5 separate regions of the Homo sapiens genome follow, and regions 1, 3, 4 and 5 are each linked to region 2. Evidence: chromatin contacts called from ENCODE Hi-C or POLR2A ChIA-PET data. All regions are on one chromosome and are shown on one strand. The core of a region is the stretch at or near the end of the contact, and the rest is flanking DNA. Distances in the headings are between cores, read along the strand shown. Region 1 overlaps TNC (tenascin C). Region 2 holds the start of TEX48 (testis expressed 48). Region 3 has its middle 59 kb from the start of TNFSF8. Region 4 overlaps AKNA (AT-hook transcription factor). Region 5 has its middle 28 kb from the start of TNFSF8.

Region 1 (2,700 bases), core at 201-2,700, 350 kb after region 2:
GACACCCAGAGAAGATAAAGGATTTGCTTCAGCTCACACAGTGAGATAGTTCATTGTTATATCAATTCCAGGAAGGGGCATGATAGTTATTAGCAATGTGTCCAGTTCTGGTTAAATATGACAGATTGGATACAGCCACTCATCTCTACTTGCTTCTAAAACCCACTAAAAAGAGAGCAAGAGAATGTAAGGTATAAATCCATGAAGATGAGGGGAATGGGAGAGGAGACAGCAACAGGTGTGCCAGAAACTTGGTAGATAGAAAGTGAGTGGTAGAGAGACCATGGAGGGGAATGAATGAAGAAGGCTGAGGTTAACTAAGGAGCATGGGCAGAGCTAGTCAGAGGCTGCTTGGTGCAAGTCACAGAGTCCAGCAAGTTCAGTAAAGGAATGTGTACAAAAGCAGAGATGTCTTTAAAGGCCAATGTGGAGTGTGGTTGAACAAAGGTTTGGTTTGTTTAGAAGCTTTTTTGTAAGAAACAGACTCTAAGATCTCCTCATTCCCTCCAACAGTCTAAATGACTGCCCTTTCCCATTCAGATGGTAGGCTGAGGTTTACTCTCTGGAAAGGTTGAGCCAGAGAGGAAGTCCGGATTCAAATCCACCAGGCTCAGCCTTCAAGGAGGCCGAGGTGCTACACTGGAAACATAATAAGATGAAAGTTTGTACACAGTGAGAGGCCAGGTTTTATGGCACTGTTATTTGGGGGTCCCCCAAGAAAACTGTGGGTACTTGCCCAATCATTCTGCAGGGAGCCACAAAGTTGACAAGCCCTGCCTGAGCTAACTCCCTATTAGCTCTTTCATTCCTAGTTCAAATACAAAAAGACAGACCATGATCAACAGACATTGGGTGGATGTCTCCAACATGAAAGACAGAAACCCAAACCAAACCAAACTCAACAACAGCAGCAAAACAAAGAAACTTGTAACAAACACTGTGCAGGATATAGAATAAAATACCAGCAACATATTCTTAGAGATAAAGAGATGATGATATAGGAAGCACAAACAAAATGCCAGAAAAAGATCAATGTGTGGAGAACAAGCAAAAGATCTTGGAAATATAAAGTGAGATAACCAAAATGAAAAATTCAATAACAAGTTTGGAAGGTAAAGTTTAGGAAATCTCCTTCGCTTGTTTGAAGATCTAAAGTTATTTCAAATTAAAAGGTAAAAGAAAGAAAATTCTTGGGTAGCGAATATAAATAATATAAACACTGGATAAAAATGGTATTAACAGTTGATATCATAAGAACACGGTGAAACATATTACAATATATAATATAAAGATACCATCTGTGAGATAATACATATGGCAAACATGCAGAGAAACCTTTTGGCCTTTGTTCAACAAAATATTAAAGGATCAAGATTCCAGCTCCTAAAATGTCCTCAAGTCTTGTAAGCAGTGGTTCTTGATCTTGGCTGCCTATCAGAACTGGAGTCTGGTTAAAATGAAAGAGGCTGGAGAGTATGATTCAGAAGGTCTGGCATGCCATCCAGTCTCTACTAATTTTTTTTTTCAGCTCCCCAGATGCACTGGGGTAGAAAAACAGCATCAGGTAATTCTTCCATACTTTGAAGATCATGCAAATGCTTCAACTAGCATTGAGGAGTTGTTATATACTTAAAATACCTTGACTGTGCCATCCACTGATTCATAGACCAGCAGGTAACCGGTGACTGATGCCCGGGGGGGTCGCCAGGTAAGGAGGGCAGTTTCCGACTGAACCTCAGTAGCAGTCAAGTCTCTTGGAGAATCGAGGTCTGGAGAAGACAGGATGATTAATATCGGATAAGATCAGCAAATGTAGGGCAGAAATTCGGGCTGGGTATCAAGAAGACTGGGTTCAAGTCCTTTCCCTACCACTGAACTACGTGACCTTTGGCAAGAACTTCCTCTGTATAAATAAGGTGGTTGAGCCAGATGATCTCCAAAGACAAATTCTCTATGGTTTATCTCATCCTAAGGGCTGGATGTTTCTAACTGGCCTTGGTTGGATTTAGAGAGAAGTATACAGCTGTGAACATCATTATCAAGCCCCTTGTTTCTAAGTAAGAGGATGGATGAATGCTAATATCAATACTCACCCTGACAGAGAGGATGGTTCCTCTGTTTCCCTGCTTGCTATAGTTTGTAAAAAGCTCTCAATGTATAGAAACCTAACAAACATCTAGGAAAAATTGCCTAAAAAATATGCCTCTTCAAAAATATTTTCCTGCCTGGAACGTGGATCATTAAATACTAGGTTTAGGGCCAGTGGGAACTGTTTTTCCACTTACAAAGCCCTCCTCTTAAAATCTTTTCCTTCCCCGTGGGGAGACCAAGGTCATTTCAGTTCAAAAGGAAATAGTGTGTTTCTTCAGGCCTTGACTGAGTGGGCACTGGTGAATTTAAGTGATGCTGATGTAATCACATTGCAAGGCCCTGACTTAAGAAAGAAGAACTGGCTAGCGGTTCCTGTTTAAGATGCAGGCTGTGGGTGGGCACCCCAGAAGGGAGAGCTTCCAGCTCTCAGTGTCTTTGTACCTGTTGTGAACTTGGCAGTGATGGTTGAGCTCTTCTGGGGCCCTTTCTCTGCAAAGATTCTCAGTGTGTATTCCGTGGCAGGCTCGAGGTCGGTCAGAGCATACTCCACTGTGTTCCCGGACACCGTGCGTGTAATTTCTGGCACTAAACATGAAATACACATACCAA
Region 2 (2,700 bases), core at 34-2,533:
CCAGTCCACGAACTCAACACCTCCCAAAGCCCCTTATGCATCAGCCATGAGCTTTGTTCAGAGACTTTGCCATACAAGCACAGTTCTCCCTTGTTTAACCAGAAATAAATTCAGTTTTTGTTTCATGTAGTGAATGCAGGCATCTTCCACCAAAGCAGCTTATGGATATACAAGAAAATGTAGTTATTCAAATTCTCTTTTTCTCTCTTTTTAATGCAAATGATAGCTTACTATACACCACGTTTTGCACCTTGATTTTTTTCAATTAAAAATAAACCGTGGAGATCGTCCGTATTATCAGCAGCGATCTGAAGCGCAGGTTTGTTGACACCCCGTGCTGATGCTCTCTCCACATCTTTACTAGAAAATTTTGCAAGAAAGAGGGTAGTAGAACCACTTTCTCCTCTAAGTGTTGACAGCAGAGAGCTTTGAGTTTTTGAACCCTCTTCAAGAAATGAAAAGGCTCTTAGGGAGAGCAGTGTATCAGTTACAAGCACATTCTCTGGGGGTATAATTCTTGGAGATCTACTGTTAGCTAGGAAATTTAGAATTTATGACCTCTTTGAATCTCTGTTTTCTGACCTGTAAAATGGGGATGAGAATAATAGTATCTACAATAGAAGGTAGTTCTGAGGATTAAATAATGATGGAAAGTGCTTAGCACAGCTTTCTGGTGTGTCGTAAAGGCTTAATAAATACAGATGAAGGTTCTGATGCTGATGAATATGTAGGGAGATGCCTAGGGGATGTGTGGCACTTCTTGCACTACCAGTGACCCCCTCTAGAGGGAAGCAGAAACCAAAGAAGAGGGCCCTTGGGTTGTCCCCAGTGGGTATGAACTTCAGGTCTCTAGTGACCCCATTGCACTTTGATCAGAAGAAAGATGAATGAGGTCAAACAGGAAGGCTTCTGGCGCTGCGGGCGGGGGTGGGGGAGGTCATTCAGCACAGGTGGAGACTGGGACCCAGAGAGAGAGAGAAACAGTGAGGTTAGAGCAAATGAAGGATGGGGATTGCTTCTTGGAGCAAAATGAATAGGTGTCCAGGAGTGGTGGGGACATTGTGCCTTTTAGTACAGAAAAATTATCACCTCCCGCCCTTTGGTTTAAACTGTGAGCCCCACTCACCTGCAGCTGGCAGAGTAGACAGAAGGCTGTCTGTGATGTCACAGAGCTGGGGAACCAGGGAATGTTGGGGCTGGGATGTTTGGACTGGACCACAACAGCGAGGAGGAGGGAGAAGTTCTGCTGAGCACGATGCCATGCTGGCCACCAGACTGTATACTGGGGCACAAGTCCTGGGGCCTCAGGAAGCACCTAGAGGATGGCCAGAAGGGGGCAGTACAACACTGGATGCTGTAGATCTGGGTGCCATTCTGTCTCTGTCCGCCCACTGGGTAGTAACCTTAGGCAAAGTGACTTCACGCTCAGGTTCTCCCTCTGCAATATGGGAATAATAATAATTTTTTTTTCTTTTTTGAGACAGAATCTCACTCTGTCACCCAGGCTGGAGCACAGTGGTGCAATCTTGGCTCACTGCAGCCTCCGCTTCCCAGGTTCAAGCGATTCTCATGCCTCAGCCTCCCAAATAGCTGGGGCTACAGGCATGCACCATCACGTCCGGCTAATTTTTGTATTTTTAGTAGAGACAGGGTTTCACCATGTTGGCCATGCTGGTCTCGAACTCCTGACTTCAAGTGACCCCCCCCCCCCCACCCCACCACCTTGACCTCCCAAAGTGCTGGGATTATAGGTGTGGCCTTCGCCTGGCCAGGAATAATAATAATTATATGTCCTGTTTGCATTTTTAAGTATTAAATGAAATCAGGTAAACATTTAACATGGTATCTAGATGTAGTAAGCACTTTAAGAAAGGGTAGTTATTAATAACATATGCAAAAATGAAGTGACATTTTCTTCCCTATTTATTTTTCAGAAAAGAAGGAATCACTTTGTATTGGAGTCCTGACAAAATCTCTCAGCTTATGGGGCACTCTTTCCATTCCTTTATTTAGGACAACCAAGTACTATTCATATATGGGGAAGCCACATTGGATTAACATGTTCTCAATCAGTGCTATCATTTGATGCACAGAGAGGTCACTGGATACAATAGAAACAGAAGAAAGCAAAGGAATTCAGCACAGCTGTGGGGTCATTCATGTGGTTGGGGCGGGTGATGTGACTCCACAGCTGTGCTGAATTCCTTTAATAAATATTTGATGGTGAGTTAAACAGCCTTTGAAAGCTCACAGGTAAAGCCACATTCTTTTTTTTTTTAAATTATACTTTAAGTTCTAGGGTACATGTGCACAATGTGCGGGTTTGTTACATACGTATATATGTGCCATGTAGGTGTGCTGCACCCATTAACTCATCATTTACATTTGTTATATCTCCTAATGCTATCCCTCCCCTCTTCCCCCCACCCCACGACAGGCCCCGGTGTGTGATGTTCCCCGCCCTGTGTCCGATGTTGCCCGCCCTGTGTCCAAGTGTTCTCATTGTTCAATTCTCACCTATGAGTGAGAACATGCGGTGTTTGGTTTTCTGTCCCTGCGATAGTTTGCTCAGAATGATTAAAGCCACACTCTTAAATGGTAATTGAAGGTTCTCCATTTTGGCTGCAAGTGAGATTCACTTGAAGTGTTTTTAAAACAAAGAATACCTGGGGCCTAACCCCAGATAAATTATAATTTTGG
Region 3 (2,780 bases), core at 226-2,725, 310 kb after region 2:
AAAAATACAAAAATTAGCCGGTACAGGTGGTGCAGGCACCTGTAGTCCCAGCTCCTCCGAGTCTGAGGCAAGGGAATCACTTGAACCCGGGAGGTGGAGGTTGCAGTGAGCCGAGATCACGCCACTGCACTCCAGACTGGGCAACAGAGGGAGACTCCGTCTCAAATAAATAAATAAATAAAGCCAAACATACATAGGCACGATGGTAGACTTAGTTGTCATCCATTTTGCCATGTGCTTGTCACTGTGTCTCAGGTCTCTTGTCTCTTTATTCTCTGGAAGAATTAATTGTAAGCCATTTCATAAAGCTTTTAGATGGGTGATGGGGTTATGTTGACCACTCATCCTCATGTCTACCACAGGATTTCTGTGCTTCAGAATATCCAGTATTTGATAGGTACTGCTTTGTAAGTGGTCTTTAGGGTTTTTTTTGGCACAAACTCCCAGGTGGTAGGAGATGTGAACATGGTTTTACACTTCATTAAGCCCCCAGGTAGGCAATGATCAGGCCCCACTATCATTCATCCAGAGCATGGGTCTCTGGTGCTTAGCCCTGCACTGGGCACTAAGACATTCACAAAGCCAGGCTTCCGGCTTTGGGGTTTTCATCAATGGTTTAAATTACCTTCCTAGTCAGCTCTCTGCAACTGTCCCTTATGAAAAAGCTAAGCCTCAGTCACAGGGTGACTCACCAGGATTACACCACGTATTTCCCCACTTTGAGGCCTTTGCTACCTATGTCCCTCTGCTTGTGGTGACCTTTCTTCCACCAATGAACACATACTCACCCCGAAGGCCAGAACGCCTTTGCTGATTCCCATTGCACCTCTCCCATCTTGACCATCAAATCCTTCCTCTGTGCACTGCTAACCCTTCTCCAAGGTTGCCAGGTATTGGATGTTGCTGGGCGCATGTCTGACTCTCCCAGTAGACTGGGAGTTCAGTGAGGGCAGAGGCCTTGGCTTTTTTCATTTACGTATTTTCTGAGATGCAGTGACTATCACATGCTGGAAGGGATGACACTTGAGTCCGCCATTGTGCCATGAGCATACTTGGCTCTTGGTACCTATAATTGCCGTTCCCCTGCTCCTTCTTGGGGTCCTCTCTTATCAAAGAGAGCTCAATTCATTTCTGGATCCTAGAGGGTTCTCAGGAAGAGTGACTATGTAGATGTGGTGGAAAGAGAACCAGCTAAAGAGGCCTGGGTTTGCCTCTCTCCTCTCTCAGCTTCCTGGGCATGAGCAAGCCACTTTTCCCTCTCTGGGCCTCAGTCTCTGCCTCTCAGTGGGGACTGCCACTCCCAGCTCTGAACATGTAAGAATCAGTTGCTGTTTACTGTGCTTCTTTCAAGTCAACCTCCCCTGTCTTTCTGTCTCTGTCTCTCTCTTTCCCCTCTGTCCTTCCTCTTAGGTGCATCATAAACCAAGAGTTTACAGTAAAAGCACAGGAAGAGCTGAGTGATGTGTTCTCTTCAGGAAAGTACCTGGTCCCCCAGGGAGCTGGGGGCGCCTCCAGAGCCCCTGCCTCCCGAGCTGTGGCTCCTGAGGACTTTCAGTGTAGACCTGGCAACCCAACCTTAGCCTTTGATGTGGCTCTGACAGTGCTCAATGCACAAGCAGCTCAAATTCAGAACCGTGGAAAGGCTTGTTGCTTTCTGTCACTGACCCTGGAGACTGATCAGAGGTTAGGGTGATGGGGGGACAGCCTGGGGGTCTCTCAGGGGAGTGGCACAGAGCATGAATCTTGATAATCACACACACATGATCCCCAGACTTCAGGTAGGACCAGCTTCTTCTTTCACTCAATCTCTCCTAAAGAGGAAACCAGACCTGCCCTTGTAATCTTTGTGCATCCTGAGAAGCCATGCGATGCCCAGAGGAAGTCCCTGAAGGGCCATCATATTGAACAATCAGCCCTTGAATCTTCAAGGGTGTCTGTGTTCTTATAAAAAACTGAGAAATCCTAAATTTGTTTGTTCACATCTTGTTTTTCTTGGTAGAAATGATGGAGGATTCTGAAGATGTGGTTTCAACTCATGGCTTTCATTCATTCATTCATTCATTTTCTTGGCAAACATTGGAGGACCTATGTTATGCAAGGCACTGTGCTGGGCATCAGGAATACAAAGGCTTTATATAGGTAGGTTGGTAGATAGACAGGGATAGATAGATAGATCAGTGGAGACGGAGATATGGATCTAGTTTTAGATCTATATCTATATCTTGCAAGGCTTAGAGTCTGGTAGTAGATGCAGGCATCATACAAATAGTGACACAAATAACTGTGGTAACTTGCCAGAGGGAAAATGATGGTGAGCCATGAACCTATAAAATGAAGGAATCCTGATTTATCCTGGGAATTAGGCAAGGTTTCCTGCATAGGGCCATTTGAGCTGAGTATCAATGGAAGGAGACCCCCAAACCTCCTGCTACCAACACTCATCAAACTAATTGTAATGTGGGTCCTGGAATTAGGCTGCTTGAGTTTCAGTGTCTCTACTAAAAAGTAAATAATTTTACAAAGTCATTGAGGACTTAGTCTCCCTCCTTTTACAAAGTCATCCAACCCCAACCCTAGAGTATATCCTTCAGCCTCAGGTCATAAGATGGGTGCTGCTCCTCCAGCCATCACAATTATTTTCCGGTGCAAAGAAGGGCAGGACCAAAAGCCAGAGGGGACATTTCGTTTCAGAGAAGTTAACCATGACCTCTACTCATTGAATATTACCTACAACTCACCGGGCAGAACTGGATCTTACAACTACTTCTATTTTCAAGGAT
Region 4 (2,700 bases), core at 154-2,653, 340 kb before region 2:
GTGGGTAGAAGAGCATCCTTCCTAGCCCAGTCCTATAGGAATGTGAGGTGTTGTTTTAAAGTGCTGTGGGAATGGGCTGACAAGCCCATTGAGATGAAGCACGGATTTCCCTAAGAGGTGACAATGGCATCCATCAGGGCCACTAAGTTTAGGGTTCAAGGAAACCAGCAGTGGGCAAGAGGGGGTGTGGCCTCAGCACTGTTAAATAAAGGGTGTGTGTGGTGGAGGAGGGAGATAAAGAAGCATGGACCTAAATCAGGAATAAGTTTAGGAGGACGCAGCAGAGTCATTCATTGGCATCTTGCTTGGCACACTGTAAACTCTGGCTTTATTCCTGAGCCCCTGCTGTCTAACTTGCATTGTTATACAGTGTGTAGAAACAGATGATCCAAACAGACATTTCTCCAAAGGAGCTATTCAAATGGACAATACGTACATGAAAAGATGCATATCCTTAGCCATCAGGAAATGCAAAGTGAAACCACTGCACACCCTCTAACATCAAAAAGGACAGATAGCAACAAGTGTTGACAAGAATGTGGAGAAACTGGAATCCTCAGCACTGCTGGTGGGAATGTAAATGGTGGAGCCACTGTGGAAAACAGTCTGACAGTTCCTCCAACAGTTAAACCCAGTGCCTAGCCCAGGGCTGGCATCCTCATCTTTGGTACCCATGTACCAGTTGGTGCCTTTATCTTTATTTTACAGATGAGCAAAGCGGAGCTCAGAGAAGCTAAGTGATTCAGGAGGCAGTAGAATGCACCAGCCTTAGCAGCTCAGGCCCTGGAGCCCTGCCCCAAATCCCAGTCATTCTGCTGGGCTACTCATGGGACTCTGGACAAGCTAAGTCACTTTGCAAGGCCTCTGTTTTCCCACCTAAAACGACCACAGTTAGCAACCTCTCAGCTTAGAGCTGATGGAAAATTCAGGTAAAAAGCTGGCACTGCCTGGCTCCGGTAAGTGCTCCATAAACGTGAGCTCCTAAGACCCAGAGTCAGACAGCTGGAAGGGGCAGCCATGGGTTCACACCTGGGCCCGACTCTCCCCACATATCTAATGTGTGCTAATTGGCAAGCAGCAGATGCTGATAAAATAATCTGAACTGTATGAACGGGCTTCTTGCATCCCCAAAACAGCAGCCTGCACTCCCTCCTCTAGGGACCGTCTGGTGTAAGTAACTACAGAGGCTCCTCAAATTACGATGGGGTTATGCCCCTATAAACCCGCTGTAAAGTCGAAAAATCATAAATCGAACCATTGTAAAAGTAGGGACTGTCTGGGCTGGGTTTTCATACACCCCCACCTTCTGTTAATTTGATGACCAACTTGGCCTGAAAGTTACCCAAAACTCTCCCTAGGGCCAACACTGAAAAAGTCCCTCTGGGCTGGAAAGTCTCGGCTGCAGGGGCTATGGGACGGCTGCCCAGCAGGGGGCAGCACAGGCCCACTCCGCTTTCCAAACTACACTGGTCTCAACCACTGGGCCCGTTCAGTCCTGCTGACCAGCAGCTGGAGAAATTTCAGGGTGTCACCAGCGCAAATTCTAGCAGCATTAGAAGCACCATCATTATTGGCAACTTCTATGTACTATGGGCTTTCCATGCATTAATTCATTCAATCCTCAGCACAACCCATTTCGCAGAGAAGGAAACTGAGGCATAGGTATAACCCGCCCATCCTGAGTTGGAAACAGCAACCTGGTGAGTTCTGCCCACAGGCCTGAGCCTGGAAGAATGTGAAATGGGGCCTCAGGAGAAGTAAAGACTCCATGGCTACCGTGGGGTCACCAAATTCTGGGCAAAACCTTTCCCGATCAATGAGTTGGAACACTGGCAGGCGCTTTCCCCCGTGTCTGCTGGAGGTCTGAGCATGCAGCATTGGTTCTCATCTCTGCTGGAGTGGAAGATTCCTTAGCGACTTGCTTAGACTCAGCTGAGAGGGCAGCAAGAAAGCAAATTTACATACCGGGCGCGGTGGCTACACCTTGTAATGCCAGTGCTTTGGGAGGCCAATGCGGGCAGATCACCTGAGGCCAGGAGGTCAAGACCAGCCTGGCCAACATGGCGAAACCCATCTCTACCAAAAATACCAAAAAAATTAGCCGGGTGTGGTGGCACACTATTGTATTCCCAGCTACTTGAGAGGAGGAGGCATGAGAATAGCTTGAATCTTGGAGATGGGGGTTGCAGTGAGCCAAGATGGCGCCACTGCACTCCAGCCTGGGCGACAAAGCCAGACCCTGTCTCAGAAAACACATATACATAAAAAATTTTTAAAAGCACATTTATAGGCCTGGTCCCCGAATAGAGGACCAGGGCTGGATGGCGCCTTGGGTCCCTGCTCCACCAAGCACCAGCCCTCACAGTGACGCAGGCCCTCACTGCCTACACACCCAGGCTTCTGGCAACACAGCCACTGAAGACATCCAGTCCCAATCGACTCATTTCACAGCAGGGGAAGCAGGCAGAGAAGTAGCTGCTGACAGCTGAGACAAGAAGACAGGTTTCCTACTTCTGGGGACTGGGCTTTTGTCCCTGCACAATCCTATCATGTTGAACCCACTTTTACTCCTTCTTCTTCCTACTAGTGACAACACTGAGCAATAGCAACATTCTCTGTGATGGCGAAGCTACTGTTTGCTCAGCAATGAGCACGTGACCAAATGGCACCACAAACTCCACACACTTCTCATTTGGTTCC
Region 5 (2,700 bases), core at 59-2,558, 280 kb after region 2:
TTGAGCCTGGGGAGGTGGAGGCTGCAGTGAGCAGTGATCACACCACTGCACTCCAGCCTGGACAGCAGAGTGAAACCCCATCTCAAAAGCAAAATAGAACAAAACATGATGGTTGTCTTAGCAGAAAGAAAGAATATGAAAGATTTTGGGGGGATGGGGAAGAATAGATAATGGTTTTCATTTGTCATACTTGAGGCAATAAAGGAACGTCCAAGTGGAAATGTTTAGCAGGCAGTTGGCTATATTAGAGGTGGGAAATGAAAACAGGTTAGAGAGTTGTTCTCGCAGAGTAATTCAAGAAGAGAATGACATGAAGAAAGATGATTACTTGCTTAAGGTCATAAAACTGATAATTGGCAGGGCCCACACTGGAAGTCAGATCTGGCTAAACTCATGCCTCATGTTCAACCACAATAGTGTTCTGACTCTACAACTTTGTTGAGATGCAGCCAGAAGAACAGAGACTTAGCACTGGCCTTGGGGAATACTCACATTTAACAAGGCAAATGACTTCTTAAGAATGAAGGTGCAAAATGCAATCGAAAGCTAATGAGGTATGAGGGGAGAATACTGATGCTCCAAGAATGCCCTAAAATCTGGACAGGAGGGTAGGAACTGGTACCTTGGGCCAGGCAGCTTGGCTAGGCCCATTTGGCTTTAGCGAGGGCTGAAGTCTCCCACAGGCGCCTCCTGCTTTCACTCTGAGGACTTCTCCAAGACCATCAGTTGCACTTTCTTTTCATACACTTTCCATTCTGCCCACTGCTATGGTTCAAGCCAGAGAAAACTGTGGCCAAGTAGCAATTCTGAGAACATAAGCACGGCTGACATCCTGCCTGGTTTCTTCCACTCTTGCTCAGCCCAGAGCAGCCTGAGAGAATTTTGGTGAAGTGGTGTTTGGGGATTTTCAGAAGTGCCCTTGCAGGGAAGGGCTCCTGGGCTCTTCTCTGCCCTAGACCCCCTCCCTGTCGCATGCCTTCGGGTTCATGGCATGGGCTGGGGGAGGAAGAGGAAGCAGATGCCATGAGAGTGGGGGCGTGGGCATGTAGGTTGTGAAACAATATGAGAAACCTCCAGAGCCAGCAAAGAAAGTTTTATTTTTGGAATTTGGAATTCAAAGTTTTTCACACTCAACATTTCTGTGACTAGCAGGTGAGATAAAAATCTATGTCATTCCACTGGTTTTCACCTTTGTTTTAAATTATCTGATTTTAAACAGAAATTATTATCAGTCTGATATTGTTTCCTTTTCTAAAATGTGGTTTAATTTCGTAAAGAGCCGAGTAGGACGGCAGAGCTGAATCATAGGAAATGTCAGCATGCAAGCTCTACACCCATGATTACAAAACGGTGTTCTAGTAACCTTGGTGCTCTCCTTGAAAAAGCGTTCCTTAATCCTAGGTTTTTGTTTTCAACTAGGCAAATTTTCTCTTTGTTTGTTCTACCATATGATGTCTTTAATTTCATGCGAGAGAACTAATCATGGATCCTGAGTTTGAATCCTACTTTCTCCTCTTCCTTCCTGGGTAACAGTGGGACAGTTACATAACCTCTGAGCCTTAGTTGTCTCCCTATAAATGCAAATAAGAAGATGGACGACACACACACACACACACACACACACACACACACAGACACACACACACAACTGGCACTTAGTAGGTGCTGAAATCTTCTTACTTCCTATCATTGAACAAGATTGGATAATTTTTTTTTTCTTTTGGCGGTCACTGACTCACCAAAGAAAAAAGAAAAAATATCAATTTACTGTATGTTGTTAAATCAGGAGAGACAATTGTGGGTGTTTGTGTTTTGGATCTTATTTTTAGACATTACAAAAATGTTCCATGCACTGGATTTTGAAATTAAGAATGAGGAAACATTATTTATATCTGAATCATAAATTACAACAAACGAAAATATTACACGTATGATTTCAGTTCTATATTACAGGTATTTAAAGGGAAGGGAGAGAGGGAAAAGGAAGGGAAGGAAAAAAGGGGAGGTAGCAAACATACAAAATTGGCAGAGATATGAAAGACATGGCAAAGGTAAGAGACAGTGGATGTAGGTGCCATTGTTTGCAGATAAATATTTTTGGTTTTCCCCTAATTAATACTTGATCTATGGGTGCTAGAGTTATGTATTTGCTGCTGTAACTTCTCTTTGAAACCCATCTATTCATCCATTCATTTATCTGCCCCCCTTTCATTACTGTTTGATTTAATAAACAACTACTCAATATATCCTTTGTGTTTGGCCCTTTCCTAGGTGCTAGCAAGGCAAGAAATCAAGCCAACCTTGCTTTCCCAGAGCTCATAGTCTTGCAGGAGAGACAGACAAGTAAACAAATAGCAGCAGAGAATAATAAGTGACTGACTTGGATTTGGGGTGGTGGAAAGTCTTCATAGAGGAGGCAATTCTATGCTAAGACAGTGTGGTGGGTAGTTAAGAGCACGGATGTTACAGGCAGATAGATATGGGTTTAATCCTGATTTACTAGTTGTGTGGCCTTGGTCAAGCTGTTTAACCTGAGTCCTCACTTCGTATTTAAAAGGAGGATAAAACACAGAAACATAAAGTTTAGGCAAATTGTGAATAATACACATAAAAGCTTTGTATGTTGCTAGGCACATGATAGACCCTAAAATTGAAACCATGATTTTCATTTCAAGGTACGGGATCTTTAGTTTATTAGAG

Evidence for each region. Hi-C counts contacts between places; a loop is a spot of excess contacts on that map. ChIA-PET counts read pairs that join two places held with the same protein, here RNA polymerase II (POLR2A). Pooled maps may share reads with other maps.
Region 1: a pooled map shows a loop between it and region 2 (3-fold over the local background). The contact joins the enhancer-like site here to the promoter of TEX48 in region 2. A Hi-C loop is called at or near these places in 22 of 37 single-sample maps with no recorded cell type and 10 of 50 pooled maps. POLR2A ChIA-PET finds 5 or more read pairs at or near these places in 7 of 52 experiments (CD8-positive, alpha-beta memory T cell, OCI-LY7, activated CD4-positive, alpha-beta T cell and 4 more).
Region 3: a loop to region 2 is called in a pooled map, with 4 times the contacts of the local background. The contact joins the enhancer-like site here to the promoter of TEX48 in region 2. A Hi-C loop is called at or near these places in 1 of 168 maps with a recorded cell type or tissue (naive thymus-derived CD4-positive, alpha-beta T cell), 2 of 37 single-sample maps with no recorded cell type and 11 of 50 pooled maps. POLR2A ChIA-PET finds 5 or more read pairs at or near these places in 11 of 52 experiments (AG04449, BJ, CD8-positive, alpha-beta memory T cell and 6 more).
Region 4: a loop to region 2 is called in a pooled map, with 2.5 times the contacts of the local background. The contact joins the enhancer-like site here to the promoter of TEX48 in region 2. A Hi-C loop is called at or near these places in 7 of 50 pooled maps. POLR2A ChIA-PET finds 5 or more read pairs at or near these places in 2 of 52 experiments (T-cell and activated T-cell).
Region 5: a loop to region 2 is called in a pooled map, with 5 times the contacts of the local background. The contact joins the enhancer-like site here to the promoter of TEX48 in region 2. A Hi-C loop is called at or near these places in 1 of 168 maps with a recorded cell type or tissue (naive thymus-derived CD4-positive, alpha-beta T cell), 1 of 37 single-sample maps with no recorded cell type and 12 of 50 pooled maps. POLR2A ChIA-PET finds 5 or more read pairs at or near these places in 2 of 52 experiments (activated B cell and activated CD4-positive, alpha-beta T cell).

Annotation. Positions count from the first base shown.
Region 1 is chr9:115,033,566-115,036,265 of GRCh38, forward strand. TNC (tenascin C) reads right to left here. Exons shown (of 28, transcript NM_002160.4): 21 at 2,533-2,676; 22 at 1,639-1,769. Among named protein-coding and RNA genes, the nearest start is that of TNC, 83 kb to the right of the region's middle. RefSeq lists an enhancer at 1,821-2,700. Within about 2 kb of position 1,451, at least 9 of the 41 ENCODE cell types and tissues checked have a DNase peak (open chromatin) inside an H3K27ac peak, as active enhancers do.
Region 2 is chr9:114,680,909-114,683,608 of GRCh38, forward strand. It overlaps TEX48 (testis expressed 48), which reads right to left and starts at 1,284. Exons shown (of 5, transcript NM_001199233.2): 1 at 1,127-1,284.
Region 3 is chr9:114,988,461-114,991,240 of GRCh38, forward strand. No RefSeq gene overlaps it. Among named protein-coding and RNA genes, the nearest start is that of TNFSF8, 59 kb to the left of the region's middle. Within about 2 kb of position 1,476, at least 2 of the 41 ENCODE cell types and tissues checked have a DNase peak (open chromatin) inside an H3K27ac peak, as active enhancers do.
Region 4 is chr9:114,337,853-114,340,552 of GRCh38, forward strand. All of the region lies in intron 21 of AKNA (AT-hook transcription factor), which reads right to left. Among named protein-coding and RNA genes, the nearest start is that of ORM2, 9.3 kb to the left of the region's middle. Within about 2 kb of position 1,404, at least 5 of the 41 ENCODE cell types and tissues checked have a DNase peak (open chromatin) inside an H3K27ac peak, as active enhancers do.
Region 5 is chr9:114,957,368-114,960,067 of GRCh38, forward strand. No RefSeq gene overlaps it. Among named protein-coding and RNA genes, the nearest start is that of TNFSF8, 28 kb to the left of the region's middle. Within about 2 kb of position 1,309, at least 12 of the 41 ENCODE cell types and tissues checked have a DNase peak (open chromatin) inside an H3K27ac peak, as active enhancers do.